Linked DNA regions of Homo sapiens: region 2 is linked to region 1. Evidence: chromatin loops called from intact Hi-C (ENCODE). Cell type or tissue: Caco-2. All regions are shown on one strand. Region 1 overlaps FTO (FTO alpha-ketoglutarate dependent dioxygenase). Region 2 overlaps FTO (FTO alpha-ketoglutarate dependent dioxygenase).

Region 1 (8,000 bases):
TGAAGTGGGAGGACTGCCTGAACCCAGGAGTTTGAGACCAGCTTGGATAATATAGCAAGATCCTGTCTCTCTCTACAAAATAAAAATTTAGAAAAATTAGCTGGGCAGAGTAGTGCCTGCCTGTGGTACCAGCTATTCAGGAAGGTGAGGTGGGAGGATTGCATGAGCCCCAGAGGTTGAGGCTGCAGTGAAACATTATTACACCACTATACTCCAGCTTGGGTGACACAGCAAGACCCTATCTCAAAATTAAAAAAAAAAAAAAAAAAAAAAGGAGTATAGACTGAGCCATGGGGCAACAGGTGAATTCACAGCCAGGGACAAATATGAACAATCCTAGGAAGGATGGTAGAGTAAACTTAGATTTTGCCCATAATTGTGATTGCTGGTTCTGTCTCAACAGTGCTCAACAGGAACCTTGGATTATATTTTACAACGCTGTCAGTTGGCTCTGCAGAATGTCTGTGACGATGTGGACAATGATGATGTCTCTTTGAAATCCTTTGAGCCTGCAGTTTTGAAACAAGGAGAAGAAATTCATAATGAGGTAAGGACTTTCTTTTTTTTTTTTTGAGATGGAGTCTCGCTCTGTCACCCAGGCTGGAGTGCAGCGGCATGACCTCGGCTCACTACAACCTCCATCTCCCAGGTTCAAGTGATCCTCCTGTCTCAAGCTCCCGAATAGGTGGGACTACAGGTGCATGCGCCACCACTCCTGGCTGATTTTGATATTTTTAGTAGAGACGAGGTTTCACCACGTTGGCCAGGCTGGTCTCGAACTCCTGACCTCAAGTGATCTGCCCGCCTCAGCCTCCTGAAGTGCTGGGATTACAGTCATGAGCCACTGTGCCTGGCAAGACTTTCAAGAATTGTGAAAGATCTGAGATTCTACCCTACTTGCAAGCTAACAAGTTAATCTGCCACAATTTCATATTGTTATAAGACGTGAGACTCTTAGGTCACAGATGGAGGACAGGTTATTACGTATATCAATAGCAGTCACCAGAGTCTCCGTATTTTTGTGTTAGTTCACGAACTTATTCTGTTCAGGCTGCAGTAACAAAATTGCATAAACCAAGTTGCTTCTAAACAACAGAAATTTATCCTCACTGTTCTGGAAGGTAGCAAGTTCAAGATCAGATGGCATCAAGTTCAAGATTTGATGTCTGCTGAAGACTTGTTTCGTGATTCATAGATGGCACCCTCTCACTTTCCTTAGACGGTGCAAGGGCCAGGCAAGCTCCCTGTGGTCTCTTTTATAAGGCTACTAAAGTCTTTTATGAAAGCAGAGCTTCGTGATCTCTCACCTCTGAAAAGCCCCACCTCTTAATGCCATTGCCTCGGATGTTAGGATTTCAACATAAGAATTTTGGAGGGACATGGCCGGGTGTGGTGGCTCACGCCTATAATCCCAGCACTTTGGGAGGCTGAGGCAGGCGGATCACGATCAAAAGATCGAGACCATCCTGGCTAACACAGTGAAACCCCGTCTCTACTAAAAAAAAAAAAAAAAAAAAAAAAAATACAAAAAATTAGCTGGGCATGGTGGCGGGTGCCTGTAGTACCAGTTACTCGGGAGGCTGAAGCAGGAGAATGGCATGAACCTGCGAGGCGGAGCTTGCAGTGAGCCAAGATCGCGTGACTGCACTCCAGCCTGGGCAACAGAGTGAGACTCCGTCTCAAAATAAATAAATAAATAAATAAATAAATAAAAATAAAATAAAAAAGAATTTTGGAGGGACATACACATACAGACCATAGCATTCTCCCAGCTTCTGTTTCTATAGGGCAATGCAAAGGAGGCTAGATAACATGTACATATTGAGGAGTTACATTATAGGAGAGGAACCATGAGCTATGGGAACCTAGTCTTTTTCAAAGGATAGTAAGCATGCCTGTCTTTTGCTGTAGGTCAAGACACTGTCTTCATCTTCCAAGCCTATATGCACACCTGCCCTTTGTTCTAGAGGGAGAAACTCTCTCTGTCAAGGTTGTTGCTATGTAAACATCCTTGCAATGAGAGTCTGTAACACAGGACAGTCATTGCTTACTCACAAGACACGCAGAAGCACAAGAGACTCATGAAGAATAGTCTCCCAGCAAAGACTGCTGGGAATTGAGGGTAGGCCCTGGGAGCAAGTGTCACTGCCTTGCTTTTCACTGATGAAATCAGTTGCAATTCTGCAGTCTGTGAGACCAGCAGGTCTGGATCCCATGGGTCAAAGTTTCGCAAACTCTACTTTTCCCACTAATACCCTCTCAATATTTGCTTTATCTTTGGACTACATACATTGTTTAGTTACTTAATATTTTACTTTAAATCAACTCTTTTTTAACATGTATACATTTCTTTAAAAAGGGAGCTTTATATTGCTACTTTAAGTGGAAATCCAGTATCATTAGCCAAAAGAAAAAGTATCCAGAAAAATAGATCCAATGAAAACAGAGTAATGTTATTACATTCCAGCAGATATTCTTGTCTGGAGGAGGCTCTGAGCCTCAAGTTTCCTTTCTTCATGTTAAGAAGGGAGATTAGTGGTAATGGTTGCACAGCTTTATACATTTTCTAATAATTATTGGATTCTGCACTTACAATGTGTGAATTTTATGGCTGATAAATTATACCTCAAAAAAAACCATTAAAAGAAAAAAAGGAGACACTAAAATGTGGTTGAGAACTGAAGTTCATTCACCAATCTGAGACTTTCTTTTTGATATAATAAGAAGGATTGATGGGGAATTTGGAGTTAAAAAATGTTCTCATGCATCCTTTCTATAATTAATTACTGAGCACGTGCCAGACACTCTTCTGGGCGCTTTAGAATATATTGGTAAATAAAATAGACATTCTAGTACAGGGAGATGATGGTAAGTAATACACTTAACACACTGGTAAATTATACAGTATGTTAGAAGTTGATAAGTGCTACAGGAAAAAAAAAAAAAAACAGAGCAAGATGATAGAAATTGAGAGAACTAGAGAGCCTCCCTGTTGAAAAGATGTCCTTTGAGCAGAGAATTGAAGGACATGAGAAACAGCCATGTGGATATCTGGGGAATTGCATTTTGGGCATAAGGAGCAGCCACTGCAAAGGCTGTGTGGTGGGGGAATGCCTGGAGTCCGTGGAACAGTCCAGGAACAGTATGTTTGAGTGAAGGGAGTAAGGCTGCTACTTGTAGGAGAAGAGGTCATAGAGGTAGTTCCATGAGACTGGGGAGCAGCAGATTGTATAGGTCCTTGGAGGCCCTTGTAAGGACAAGGCCTTTCCTTTTTACTCTGCAGGAAATGGGGACCCATTGAAGAGTTTTGAGCAAAAGGAGAAATAATGTCGTCTCCCATGGCAACATATAATATCTTTTCAATGCCTTTATAAGTTATTTAATATCTTGTGAGCTGCTCCACACTTTGTGAAACATTGTCATAATCTCCAGAACCACAGGGGAAGCAATTCTGCCTTTCAGGGGAGTAGTAACCACTTTTGATGCTGAGCTCAAGTCTGACTTGCTGCCCTTCATTGTGCCTGATGGGTGTTCTACTTTCTCTCTTATTAGTCCCTGCTGGAGACATTGCTGATAGCCAGAACTTCAGGAAAGAATACATTTATGGGCCTGATGACCTCCCTGAATTAGAGCAAAGTTATGTCTTTCTCCATATTTATAGTATAGAAATTCTAATCTCAAAATGTAGTTATTTCCTTCGCAAAAAATCTCACAATTTTCAGTGTCAGACTAGCAGAATGGGTGCTTTCTTTAACATGCATATGGGCTGTTGTATTTCCCTATCCTTTCTCATCTCTTGTGACTGACTGTGATGTTTTTTACCATCAATGGATGGGAGAAATCTGTAAAATCACACTGTGTATATAACAGAATATCGTCATCTAAGTCTGTCTGCTTCAGGCTGGGTGCGGTGGCTCACGCGTGTAATCCCAGCACTTTGGGAGGCCGAGGCGGTGGATCACCTGAGGTCAGGAGTTCGAGACCAGCCTGGCCAACATGGTGAAACCCCGTTTCTACTAAAAATACAAAAAGTTAGCCAGGTGTGGTGGCGGGCGCCTGTAATCCCAGCTACTTGGGAGGCTGAGGCAGGAGAATCGCTTGAACCCGGGAGGCAGAAGTTGCAGTGAGCCGAGATTGTGCCATTGCACTCCAGCCTGGGCAACAAGGGCGAAACTCTATCTCAAAAAAAAAAAAACAAAAAAAAAAAAACAAATTTGTCTGCTTCAGAAAGTGACTGGCTGCTTTTGATATTATGTGTTAGGGAGGTGGGGCAGAGATGTACTGTATCAGAAACCTCGGCCCCCTGGGGTTGAATAGAGAGATTGATCTTGAATTTAAATAGCGTGTGTGCCAGTCTTCACCATCCCCCCAATCTCTGATTCTTCAAGGTCATCTCCTTACTTTCACAATTAATTCCATATGTCAGGGCACATTGTCAGATATTGTTCTTTTGCCATACAAGTTGGCCTGGGATTTAGCAGTTGCATGCTCGCTCTCTACTTTGTCCTGTTGTTCAATGAAAGCCCACGTGTCTGTAAGAGTTCTCCCAGTTTCTTTCTTGCTTGCCTCTTTCTGCAAGGCCATGTGTCTTTTCTGGACAAATCACAGGATGAAGCCCTTGGTTTTACATACTGCAAGCTCTCAGTCTGTGTGGGTTGAAAAGTGGTTTGTTTTCCTTGTCTAGGATGGTTTCTAACTAAGCAGTTTCGGAAGTTTGGGCATATGTTTTGGAGTACCTTATGGGAGATAGTTTTTCCAATTTAAGATGCTTAGGAAAGGTTCTTGTTTAATTATAAGCAGAATCTTCTTCCATGTTATTAAATGGCCCACTTTCCTTTTTAAAGATAGTAAAATGTGGAATTCAGCCTCTTCTCTTAGTAAATGTCCCCTAGAAGAATGGAATGTTTGATGGTATTGTTTGGCTCTCATTTTCTTCTGATCAGACCTGTGGCTTCCTTATAACTACTGCAAAAGGGCCTTCATAGGGTATCTCTTTGTAGGCAGAGCCTTACCATGTCTTCCTGGTCTAATTTCTTTCTCAGTGAAGTAACTTCTTTCCGTTATTACAGTGAGACATTAATCCCAAGGGGCGCAGTCACACATCTCATAAGGGAGCTCTATGGCTGACTTGGGACCAAATCAAGAGCCTAAATAAACTTGGTAGAAGAAAAGTAGGTGACGTTTGCTGACCCGTTGGAATGATGGATATGATTTACAACTATATGGTGATAAAGTGGCTCAGAAATATTCTTTTGAAGTCTTATTAGCTTTGCTCTCCAATGCCTAAGTGCCCAATGACTGAAGTCCAGATATGTGGGTTGATTCCATTTCTTTCTCCTCTTCTAGGCTTATTTCCATTAAGTGCATGTTCAAAATCAGGGAGTTTGGTTTGTAAGTATCATGAAAACTTTGAGAGAACCCTGAGAGCTCCTGCAGGTTGTTTCCCTGCTATTGAGGTCTTCAGGGATGTGTCACCCGTGGAATGTTCCTTGGCCCCAAGTCAGCATTTGTCCTCCTGACGGCTTGCCTCTTATTTCTGCTGTGTTAGCTATGAGCATCCTTTGGCGGCCTACAACTCTGGAGAAGGGAGGAAGACCCAACTCCTGTCATGGTTACCACTTCATCAGTCAGTCAATATGGTTAGACATTGATGTTTGTTTGGTTTTTTAGCCCCAAAGTAATAAGGACTCACTGTATTTTGCGTTCTGACTCTTTGGTTTTGTGCAGTGTCCATGCTGTAGCTTTCCTTCCTAATTTCCAGAGTTTATTACCTCAGACTCTGAATCAAGCAGGTGGAGATTTTTTTTGCCTTCTTAATTAAGTTTAAGGAGAGAGTCAGCTACTTCTTTCTCTTGGCAGTGGGGAAACTGGTAAACGTGGCATTTGATTAAAATCCTGTAATAGTTTTTACCCACAACATTGAAATGAAAAAGTCAGGTCATGGAGTTGAATAGAAGGCATGCCAGTGGACTTGATGTCCAGAGATTGTATCTCATGGGCAGTACTTCAACTCATGAATAAAATTGTGTTGGGAGAAGGTCTTCAGTGCTGTTGAACGTTTCTGACTGGCATTAGTGGGAAAGGGTGGGCATGAATTGACAAGGACATTAAAACTTTTCCTGGTCAGAAAATTGGTAAGATTGTGAGATGCTTGAGGACAGGAAGTCCAAAGCCTTGTGGTCTTGTTTAGTATGCATTCTTGACATCTAGCAAGTGCCTAACAGATAGTAGGCAGTAATTGTTTCTGTCTTACAGATGACATAGCTATTCTGTAGTGGTACCCACTTTTGAACTGACTCCAGAACCCATATTCCTTTTTTCTTTTAGAGACATGGCCTCACTGTGTTGCCCAGACTGGAGTTTAGTGGCGCGATCATGGCTCACTGCAGCCTGGACCTCCTGGCTCAAGTGATCCTCCTGCCTCAGCCATCTAAGTAGCTGGGAGCACAGGCGCGTGCCACCACAACCATCTAACTTTGTTTATTTGTTTATTTTGTAGAGATGAGGTCTCACTATGTTGCCCAGGCTAGTTTCAAACTCCTGGGCTCAAGTGATTCTCCTGCCATGGCCTCTTAAAGTGCTGGGATTATAGGTCAGAGCCCTTATTTTTAACCATGATACTATCTGCCTCAAAACATGGTTGGGCATCCAAGGGAAGATGAAGGCATTATTTATTAAAATAGCCAGGGCTCTCTCTTTGCTCTCTTGTCCAATAGCAGAGCCCCTAGATATAGCCTTCTCCTTGCTTCCAAGTTTTAATTTACTGAAATCCAGTTTCTAGTGTACCCTGATAGACTGGATAAACTAATTACATATGATAATCTATTTCCAGAGTCACCATGGTTGGCGAGCCTTATCCATTCTGTCCTCTTCAACAGGCATAACCAGCCCAAAGACTGGAAAATCTTTTAAACCTTTTCAACTCTTTCTAACATAGGGCTTGATGTTTTGCTAACAGGCTCTTTCCATAGTGTGAACAAATTTTATGTGAAATCCATCAAAAAGAACTCATTTTTTTCTTGAAGTAAGTATGTTGTTAAACCAGTATCTTCACAGAAGTTGAACCACACTTGTATTAATTCTTCTTTCAAAGTACTCAAGGTTACATCTGTTAACCACTGTCTTTTAATAGCACAGATAAGTTTTAGCAACTGTTGTTTTAATATTGTCTACATTCCTTTTTTGTTTTGTTTTGTTTTGTTTAAACAACTTTAACTGAAATCAGTCCTACATAGCAAACAAACATTTAGTTAATGTAAACTAAAACCTTTTCATACAACTTGGTATTCTCAGGTTACTTATTTGAGCCATTTCCACCATCGTTAAATCTTCACAAGTTGCTTTTGTTTGCCTCATGAAAGTTCAATATGGATAAACACACAAAAAAATTCTTTGCGGTAACAGGTGAAGATTATAATAGCTCCATGTCTATATATGGAACATGATCACCTTAGCAAAGCCAGACAATCCAGCCTGAAGCTGTGGTGGCTCCACGTTTCTTTAGCGGGCAGTGGTAAAAAGAGTATTTAAGATCGGTAGCATTGTACCTTGATTTTCAAGTTGATGAATGATAGAAGACTTAGAAAATGGATAGAAAACAATTTTATATATTTCCATAGGTTAACTCAGCCTCTCATCTAAATATGTTGGGATTATTTTAGTTGCAAGGGGCAAAACGTTCAACCTGAACTAGCTTAAGTAAGAACAGCTTCAGGAATAGTTCGATCAAGGGTCAGTTGATGTCATCAGGATGTGGTTTTTGTCTTTTCATCTTGCAGCTACCCCTACTATGTTGGCTCCATTCTTCCCATTGCTGGCAAAATAGCTGCAGAGTCTTCTTCCTGTAGTTTCTGATAGTCTTGAGACTCATTCTGATGGGACATATTCCTATTCCTCTCAATCCTAGTTCTGTGACTAGAGAATCTAGTGGGCTGATTGGCTTAGACCTGGGTTGCATATTCCACCCCTGGCATTGGAGCTGGAGCCTCCTCAGACCACAT
Region 2 (8,000 bases), 70 kb before region 1:
TGTAGTCCCAGCTACTTGGGAGGATGAGATGGGAGGATCACTTGAGCCCAGGAGTTTGATGTTATAGTGAGTTGTGATCACACCACTGTATTCCAGCCAAGGTGACAGAGCGAGACTCTGTCTCTAAAAGAAAAGAAAAAAAAAGATGTATGTAATTTAATTAATATATTTTATAATTGAGATTTGACTAATTTCTATCTCTAAAAGATTATAAATTCAAAGTTGGCTAAAATTTGTTTGTATTCTCTTATTGGAAAAATAAGAGAGTGTCTTACTTTGGGTTATTGCATATTCACTTATATGTAATTATTATTTTCAAACAGAAACTGAGGCTTCTTGAAGAGCTTGAAGACACTTGGCTCCCTTATCTGACCCCCAAAGATGATGAATTCTATCAGCAGGTAAGGTATTTTAATATTTTTATCAGTTTCAGTGATGTGTTCTGATCAACCTTATTTTACCTATGAGGAAGCTGGGCTAGAGAGGTTAAATGACAGGTGAAAAGGTCAAATTAGATCACCCATGACTTCTCATGGCCTACAGAGCATGTACATTTCTTCAGAATCGGCTTTTTGCTGTGAATTTAATGCTTTAGCATAGTGACTGTTTTTATTTCCTCGGACATTCCACACTTCCTTGCCTCTGCTCATGCTGTTTCTTCTGCCTAGCTCCTCCTCCTTCCTTTTGCTCCTTATCCTGTTGCAGATGGCTAATTCTTCAAGAGTTCAGTTAAACATCACCTCCTTTGTGAACATTTTCCCAGCTTACCCTACCTACAAGTCAAGTTGATTGCACTCCCGGTAAATAACTCTATACCACCTAGCACATGGTATTGCAATTACAGAATTCCGTGTCTCTGTCTCTGAATTAGACACCACTGTTTCAATTACAAATGACAAAAACCCAAATCAAACTCACAGTGGCAAAAAATAAGGGGAATTTATTGACTTGCCTTAGAAGTCTAGGAGTACATGGCTAAATCCAACTTTACAAAAGATGTCACCCGATCACTGTTTTTTCCTATTTTTCTTGGCTTAGCTTTCCTCAGTGTGATCTCATGCTCAATAGGCTCTCATCTGAGAGCATAGCAGGACTCTGACAGCCCAAGGGGTATGTGGCCTTTGGCATCTGGGATCTTAGAAAAAGTTAGTGAGTTCTTTTTCCCTGGTTCCATCAAATTATCCAGGAAGTAATCCTGTTGGCCTGGTTGGAGTCATGTGCTTATTACTGAACTAGTCATCATGTTCAGGAGAGTCAAATGCTCCTGTTTGCCCAGCCTAGTTCATGCACCTACTCTTGGAGTGGGGTTGGAGTGAGAGTACTCCCACCAAACTGTATGCACTATGTGAGTTAGACATGGGTGGCTCTCCCAAAGGAAAATCAGAGTCCTGTTTCCAAAGAAGGAAGAGTAGGCCCTCTGGGCATGTAAAAATAATAAATTTTCACCTCTTTTTTCCTACTACAATGTGAAGTCTTGAAGCAGAGGGTTGCCGTGAAAATCAGAATAGGAATTAGGTCACAGCATCTTTGTATCTCTAGCACCTGCATGTACATAGCTGACCATCAGTAACCAAGGAAGGAAGAGAGGAAGGAAGGACTTTACCCATCTAGAATCCAGGTCAATATGATTTCTGTGACTTCTAGCTCAATATTATTTCTAGGCCACTGTCTCTTATCTCCATTCCCATTTGATCTGCACCATCTTTCCTCTTCACTGTCAGTCCTCTTATAGGTCTGTCTAGTTTTCCTCTTTGCCCCCCTTCATCCTTGAAGCTATAGTATTTTCTAACCAAGATGTAAATCTGAGCATGGCAACCCTCTGCTTCAAATCCCACATCATTGACTGGCTCCTACATTTTCAGCCTCATCTCCCCTGCTCTTACACCTTTTATCCACACTGGATTTTTGCAGTACTTTAAATTTGCTATGAGTTTCATCTTTGGGGCCTTCTTGCTACGTCCTCTGCTGACGTACCTCCTTCTCTTTATCTGTCTCTTCTTTTTTTTTATTTTTTGACAGAGGATCTCACTCTGTCACCCAGACTGGAATGCAGTGGTGTAATCTGGATTCACTGCAACCTCTGCCCCCTGGGCCCATGCGATTCTCCCACCTCAGCCTCCCAAGTAGCTGAGACCACTGGCATGTGCCACCACGCCTGGCTAATTTTTTGTATTTTTGTAGAGACAGGGTTTCACCATGCTGCCCAGACTGGTCTTGAACTCCTGAGCTCAAGCGATCCACACACCTTGGGCTCACAAAGTGCTGGGGTTACAGGCATGACCCACCATGCCCAGCCTGTCTCTTGTTTCCTTGGTGAACTTCTGTGTTACCTGTTAGTAACAGCTCATATGTCATCTCCTGTAGGAAGCTTCCCTGACACCTCTACAACCAGAGAGTTGTCTCTGCTTCCTCTCATACTTTATCTATACCTTTATCAGCACTTAATCTCACTTAATTTTTTTTTTTTTTTGAGATAGAGTCTAGCTGTGTTGTGTGCAGGCTGGAGTGCAGTGGCGCGATCTGAGCTCACTGCACCCTCTGCCTCCTGGGTTCAAGCAAGTGCATCTGGCTAATTTTTATATTTTTAGTAGAGACATGGTTTCACCATGTTGGCCAGGCTGGTCTCGAACTCCTGACCTCAAGTGATTTGGCGTCCCAAAGTGCTAGGATTACAGGCATGAGCCATCACATCTGGCATTAATCTCACTTAATTGTAATGAATTTTTGTGTGTGCTGGCTTCCCTTATCCTCTGTACTTCGTTCAGTGCCGGGTACCTATCAGGTGCTGAATGAGTTTGCTTCAATGCATGCACCCAATAGTTAATTTGGAAAACCAGTTATATATAATAATAATGAGTTTAGTATGATTTGAATTTTGCTTCTACACACGTACACACTTCCCCAGGGATTTGGCATCTGGAAAGATTTGACAGATGTGTACAGAAATGTCATACTGCATAGTGATAGGGTGGGTGTTCTCTTTTGAACTTTCCCAGTTTTCCAGATTATCTGCAGTGAAGGTATATTCTTTTGCAATCAGGGAAAAAATAATTTTTAAAAGTACCCTTAAGACAGGTAAACCCACAAAAATGCAATTAGTTCTGAAATGCTTACTAAATTTTCATAGCTATAAGCCTTCTGGTGCATGATTACATGCATTGTCACAAAGCAACTGCCAAGCCATTTCAGCTTTTGTCGTGTGAAAATGGTACAGGAAGAATGAGATACAAAAGGTTATCAGCCCACTGTGCTCTGAACCAGCCATCCACTGAGGGATAAAAGGAAACCCAAATGCAAACAGAACAACTATCAAGACTTCTCTGTTATCTTTCCAAGGCCCGCAACAAACCCTGATACTAATATCTAATCACTCTAAGTGCACCTTGCTGTTTTTCTTTTCTTTTTTTTTTTTTGAGACAGCATCTCACTCTGTTGCCCAGGCTGGAGTGCAGTGGTGCAATATCAGCTCACTGCAACCTCTGCCTCCCAGATTCAAGCGATTCTCCTGCCTCAGCCTCCTGAGTAGCTGGGATTACAGGCACCTGCCACCATGCCTGCCTAATTTTTGTAAGTTTAGTAGAGATGGGGTTTCACCATGTTGGCCAGGCTGGTCTCAAACTCCTGACCTCACATTATCCACCTGCCTCGGCCTCCCAAAGTGCTGGGATTAGAGGTGTGAGCCACTGCGCCTGGCCAAAGTACACCTTCTAGGAAGGCTTAGTACTTCAATAAAACCTTAGTAAAAGTAAACCTCTTCTCTTAAAAGATGAAGTGAAAATACTTTTTAATGACATGAGTAAATAGAAAGTTCAGACCTGACACTGGGTCCCTTAAACAGGCCCTCACCACAGGAATGCCAATCCAGCTGCCAGTCATAAACACAGGAGTCTGTTCAGCTTCCATTTTGGGTCTGTCGATTGATCCTTACAGTGTGCTAGGCTTTGTGCTACATGTTTTATGCATGCTCTCACATGCAATCCCCACAACAGCCTCATTCATTGTATTCAGCAACTACTTTTCTTCAGGCTTGAGGTACTTGAGGTAGGTATTTCTGTTTTAGAAATCAAGAGAGGAACCAGGCACAACTGTAAGTTCCACCTACTTGGGAGGCTGAGGTGGGAGGATCATTTGAGCCCAGGAATTGGAGTTCAGCCTGCCTCTCATAACAAGATTAAAAAAGGAGGAAATCAGGAGAGACTAAGTTAGTTATCTGAGTGGGAGAGCTGGAGTTCAGCCCATATTTGTCTGACTCTGAAGGCCCATGCTCTTTCTGCTGTATTGTCCACCTCTTGGTCTACCATGCTCCAATTCAAAACACCTTCAGAGAAGTTTTGCAGTTTCTTTTAATAGGACCGTAGAGAAAAGCAAAACCAAACCACCAAGGGTCAAAGCAGAAAAGCAGAGAGAACTTCTGTTAGCTCATCATGGAACACAAGGAAACGAGGAATTACATAGTCAGAAAACAAACTCTGACTTCCAGAAATATGAATGCAGCCCCTTTTATCCAAAGAAAATGAGACCATCCTCAGTAACCCCCTTGCTGTCACTGATTGTGTGCTAGCTGTGTGCCAGGTTGTTCTGCTGCTACTTTAAGTGCATTACACGTGTGAGCTCACTGAAATCTTGCTATATGCTTCTGAGACAGGTGTTACTAAAACCCTATTTTAGAGATGAGGAAACCGAGGGACAGAGAGGTTCAAAAATTTGTTTAAGACTTATGTGCAGGATATGTTGGGACTAGGATTTAAGTCTGGGCTGTTGGCTTTTGGGTCTCCACTCTTAAGTCCTATACTGCTTCTCTCTTCCCTTGTGTCTCTTCATCCTTCTGAGATAACTCTGCTCTTGTCTCAAAGGTTCCAGACCTCTGTCCCCATCCCAGCTCTCCCTGTGACCTCCAGCTCTCCACTTCCAACTGCCTACGGAGTGGCTCTACCTGAAAGTCTTCCAGCTACATCTAACTCAACATGATTCATATTCATTAAGTTACTTACTCCATTAAACAAATGGATTTCACTCCCCGACTCTGTGCCAGGTACTGTTTTAGGCATTAGAAATGAAGTTGTGAAAACTGACAAGAGATTCGTGTCTTCTTTGAGCTTATTTCTTGTGGGGCAGGTGATGTAGGAGCAAGCCATGTAGATACTTGTTGGAAGAATGTTCTGGGCCTACAGAACAGCAAAGCCTCAGGTATACTTGACAGGAAAAGCACCCGAGGCCAACATACCTGGAGCAGAGGGAGACAGCTGGTGAGAGCAGGGGAGACGGTCAGAGAGAGAGAGAGAGAGAGAGAGAGGCCCGGTTATACGAGAACTTATAGTCTGTAAGTTCTGTAAGAAGAGCATTGGCGGTTACTCTGAGATGAGGAGGCATGAGAAGGCTTGGAGCAAAGCGTGACAGGATGTCACTTACATTTTAATAAGGATTCTTTCTACAAGGCTCTTCCCATTCAGCCTCTTCTCTAACGGTATCCCCTAGTCCCATTCTTGAGATTAGAAAGCTCACCACCCTCAACTTCTATCCATTGCTTTCTTCCCTCATTTAGTCACTGGGTCCCTGGTGGTTTTACCTCTTTAGAATCTCTCAAATTGTTTTTTCTTTTTCCATCCCACAGACACTGCCTCAACTATGTAGGCCACATTGATCACTTTCTGCCTCCGCAGTTTTAGCATCCTCCTGATTAGCGTTCCTCATGCCCTCCCCAGTGCCATCAGAACTGACTTGTACCTCCTTGTTTTATAAATTTTGTTGAGTCGCCTTTGCTTCCAAGATCAAGTTCAAATTCCTCAGCATATCCACCCTATAAGGCCATTGACTTTCTTGTTTTTTTTTTTTTTTTTTTTTTTTTTTTTTGAGACAGAGTCCCGCTCTGTCACCCAGACTGGAATGTAGTGGTGCGGTCTTGGCTCACTGTAACCTCCGCTTCCCAGGTTCAAGCGATTCTCCTGCCTCAGCCTCCCGAATAGCTGGGACTACAGGCGCGCGTCACCATGCCTGGCCAATTTTTGTATTTTTAGTAGAAACAGGGTTTCGCCTTGTTGGCCAGGCTGGTCTCAAACTCCTGACCTCAAGTGATCCGCCTGCCTCGGCCTCCCAAAGTGCTGGGATTACAGGTGTGAGCCACTGCACCCAGCTGCCATTGACTTTCTGACCCTAAACTACCTCTCTGGTGTAATCTCATCCCATGGCCTAAAATGGCGCCCAATCATAAACTCTCGTCATAGGGAGTTCTTGGTTCCACCCTGACTCTGCTGTGCCCTCTTATCCTTCCTTGCCTTTGTGCCCACTAGTACTCTCTTCCCTTTTCTGTCTGGTGAGCATCTACTCTTAAAGACTTTACTTAAACACTACATGTTCTGTGAAGGCTTCAGAAAATCCCTTCTGTTCTAAAATGTATGAAAAATCTGACTGCTTCTCACCACCTCTGCTTCTTACACCGTGGCCAAAACTGCCATCATCTCTGTTGCAACAGCCTCCTGACTGGTTCTGCCTCCTTCCCCTGGTCTAGTTTAACACAGCATCCGGAATGATCTTTGAAAACATAAATCAGCTCATTACACTTTCTTGCTCAAAGCCCTTGAATAGCTTCCCATCAGCCTAGGACCTGACATGCACCCACAAAGCTCTACATGCTTGGGTTCCTAACTGCTTCCCTCACCTCATTTCCTGCCCCTGCCCACTCCCCACCCCCCCTCACACTTTTCTTCCTATTCTGGCACTTTACTCTTCCTGGAATAAACCAAGCTCACTCCTGCCCCAAGGCCTTTGCACTGAATGTTCCCTCAACCTGGAACTCTCTCATCCCCCCAGGCATCTGCAGATATTGTATCCTTGTTTCTTGCTTTCTTCTGCTCTGATGTCACTGTATCTAGAGGCCTTCCCTTACCACCCTGTGGAAAGTAGGCATACTTACCCCAGCACTCCCTATCCTACTTTCTCGGCTTTATTTTTCCCCGTAGACTTATCATCATCTAAAATACCGTATATTTTACTTATTTATATGCTTATTGTCTGGCTCACCTTGCTAGGACATGAGCTTCTAGAGAGAAAATAGACGTTTCGCTCTCTTCCATATTCTCAGCACCCAAGTGCTTTGCAAATAGTATGTGCTCAATACATATGTATTCAGTACCTAAGGGTTTTCCAGCTTTTCCTTCCCAATTATTCCCTGCTCCCACAGCAGTATACTCACACTTCTATTGTAGGACATTCTTCTCTTTTGGTTTCCATTTTGGTTTATACTGTTAAATTATGAGATGCTGTCAAATAGGACCTATCTTCTTTTAATCCTTGTATGTCTGGCACTTTATACAGTGCCTGGTACATAGGAAGTATTTGAGAAATGTTAAATAAACAAAATGAAATGAAGTATTGAATGAATGAATGAATGAATGAACGAGGATCTCTGTGTCATTTTGTAGCAAAGCACATGTTACCTCAAGTCTTGTGATAGCTGTGGCAGAGTCTGAACAGTGACTCCAGAAGTGTATCCCTTCTGGAGCTCTAGTTTGCATCATGCAGGCAGAGTCTGGGTCAGACGAGTGTTTAGCCCGTTAGTCATCGGATGGCTGCCAAGTCGCAAGCATTTTACAACAAAAATTATATAGAAAATGAGTGATAGGGTGCAAATTGCTGAGTGCAAAATAGAAAGTGTTAGGAGCAAAATCTATTAACAGCTAGATTAGAAATACAGTCCTCTAAAATCAGAATATTCTAGTACTTCTAAGTGAAGGGTATTTCCCAAGTTACTTGAATATTTAAATTTTTTTTTTCTCTCTACCCAAGGTTGAGTTCCACTGGGCTTCATTTAAGTGAGCCTCTGGTAAACTGGTATCTTACTTGTTTAAAAACCATATCTGACTTCCCTGTGTGATGAAATCTTTCAGAAGCATCTCTTGATATGGGAGGAAAAGGTAGAATTTTTATATAATGGCTTAAAATAGACAGAAAATGAAGCCTGATCTCCAGAGAGCTTAGCTTTCCACATCTTTCAGCCATTGACA

Evidence for each region. Hi-C counts contacts between places; a loop is a spot of excess contacts. Peaks named below come from ENCODE experiments on the same cell type or tissue, not always from the same donor. Only the 100,000 strongest peaks of a DNase experiment are listed, where the experiment ranks them.
Region 2: it touches region 1 in a loop (4-fold over the local background); 4 of 110 quality-filtered maps call a loop at or near these places.

What each region holds. Positions count from the first base shown.
Region 1 is chr16:53,879,441-53,887,440 of GRCh38, forward strand. FTO (FTO alpha-ketoglutarate dependent dioxygenase) reads left to right here. Exons shown (of 9, transcript NM_001080432.3): 6 at 404-547. Among named protein-coding and RNA genes, the nearest start is that of FTO-IT1, 160 kb to the right of the region's middle. RefSeq lists an enhancer at 2,037-2,331. In Caco-2, a CTCF peak has its summit at 3,074; a DNase peak (open chromatin) is centred at 2,141.
Region 2 is chr16:53,809,817-53,817,816 of GRCh38, forward strand. FTO (FTO alpha-ketoglutarate dependent dioxygenase) reads left to right here. Exons shown (of 9, transcript NM_001080432.3): 2 at 324-401. Among named protein-coding and RNA genes, the nearest start is that of FTO, 110 kb to the left of the region's middle. In Caco-2, no CTCF peak of the experiment used is centred here; DNase peaks (open chromatin) are centred at 3,275 and 3,755; H3K27me3 peaks cover 119 bases.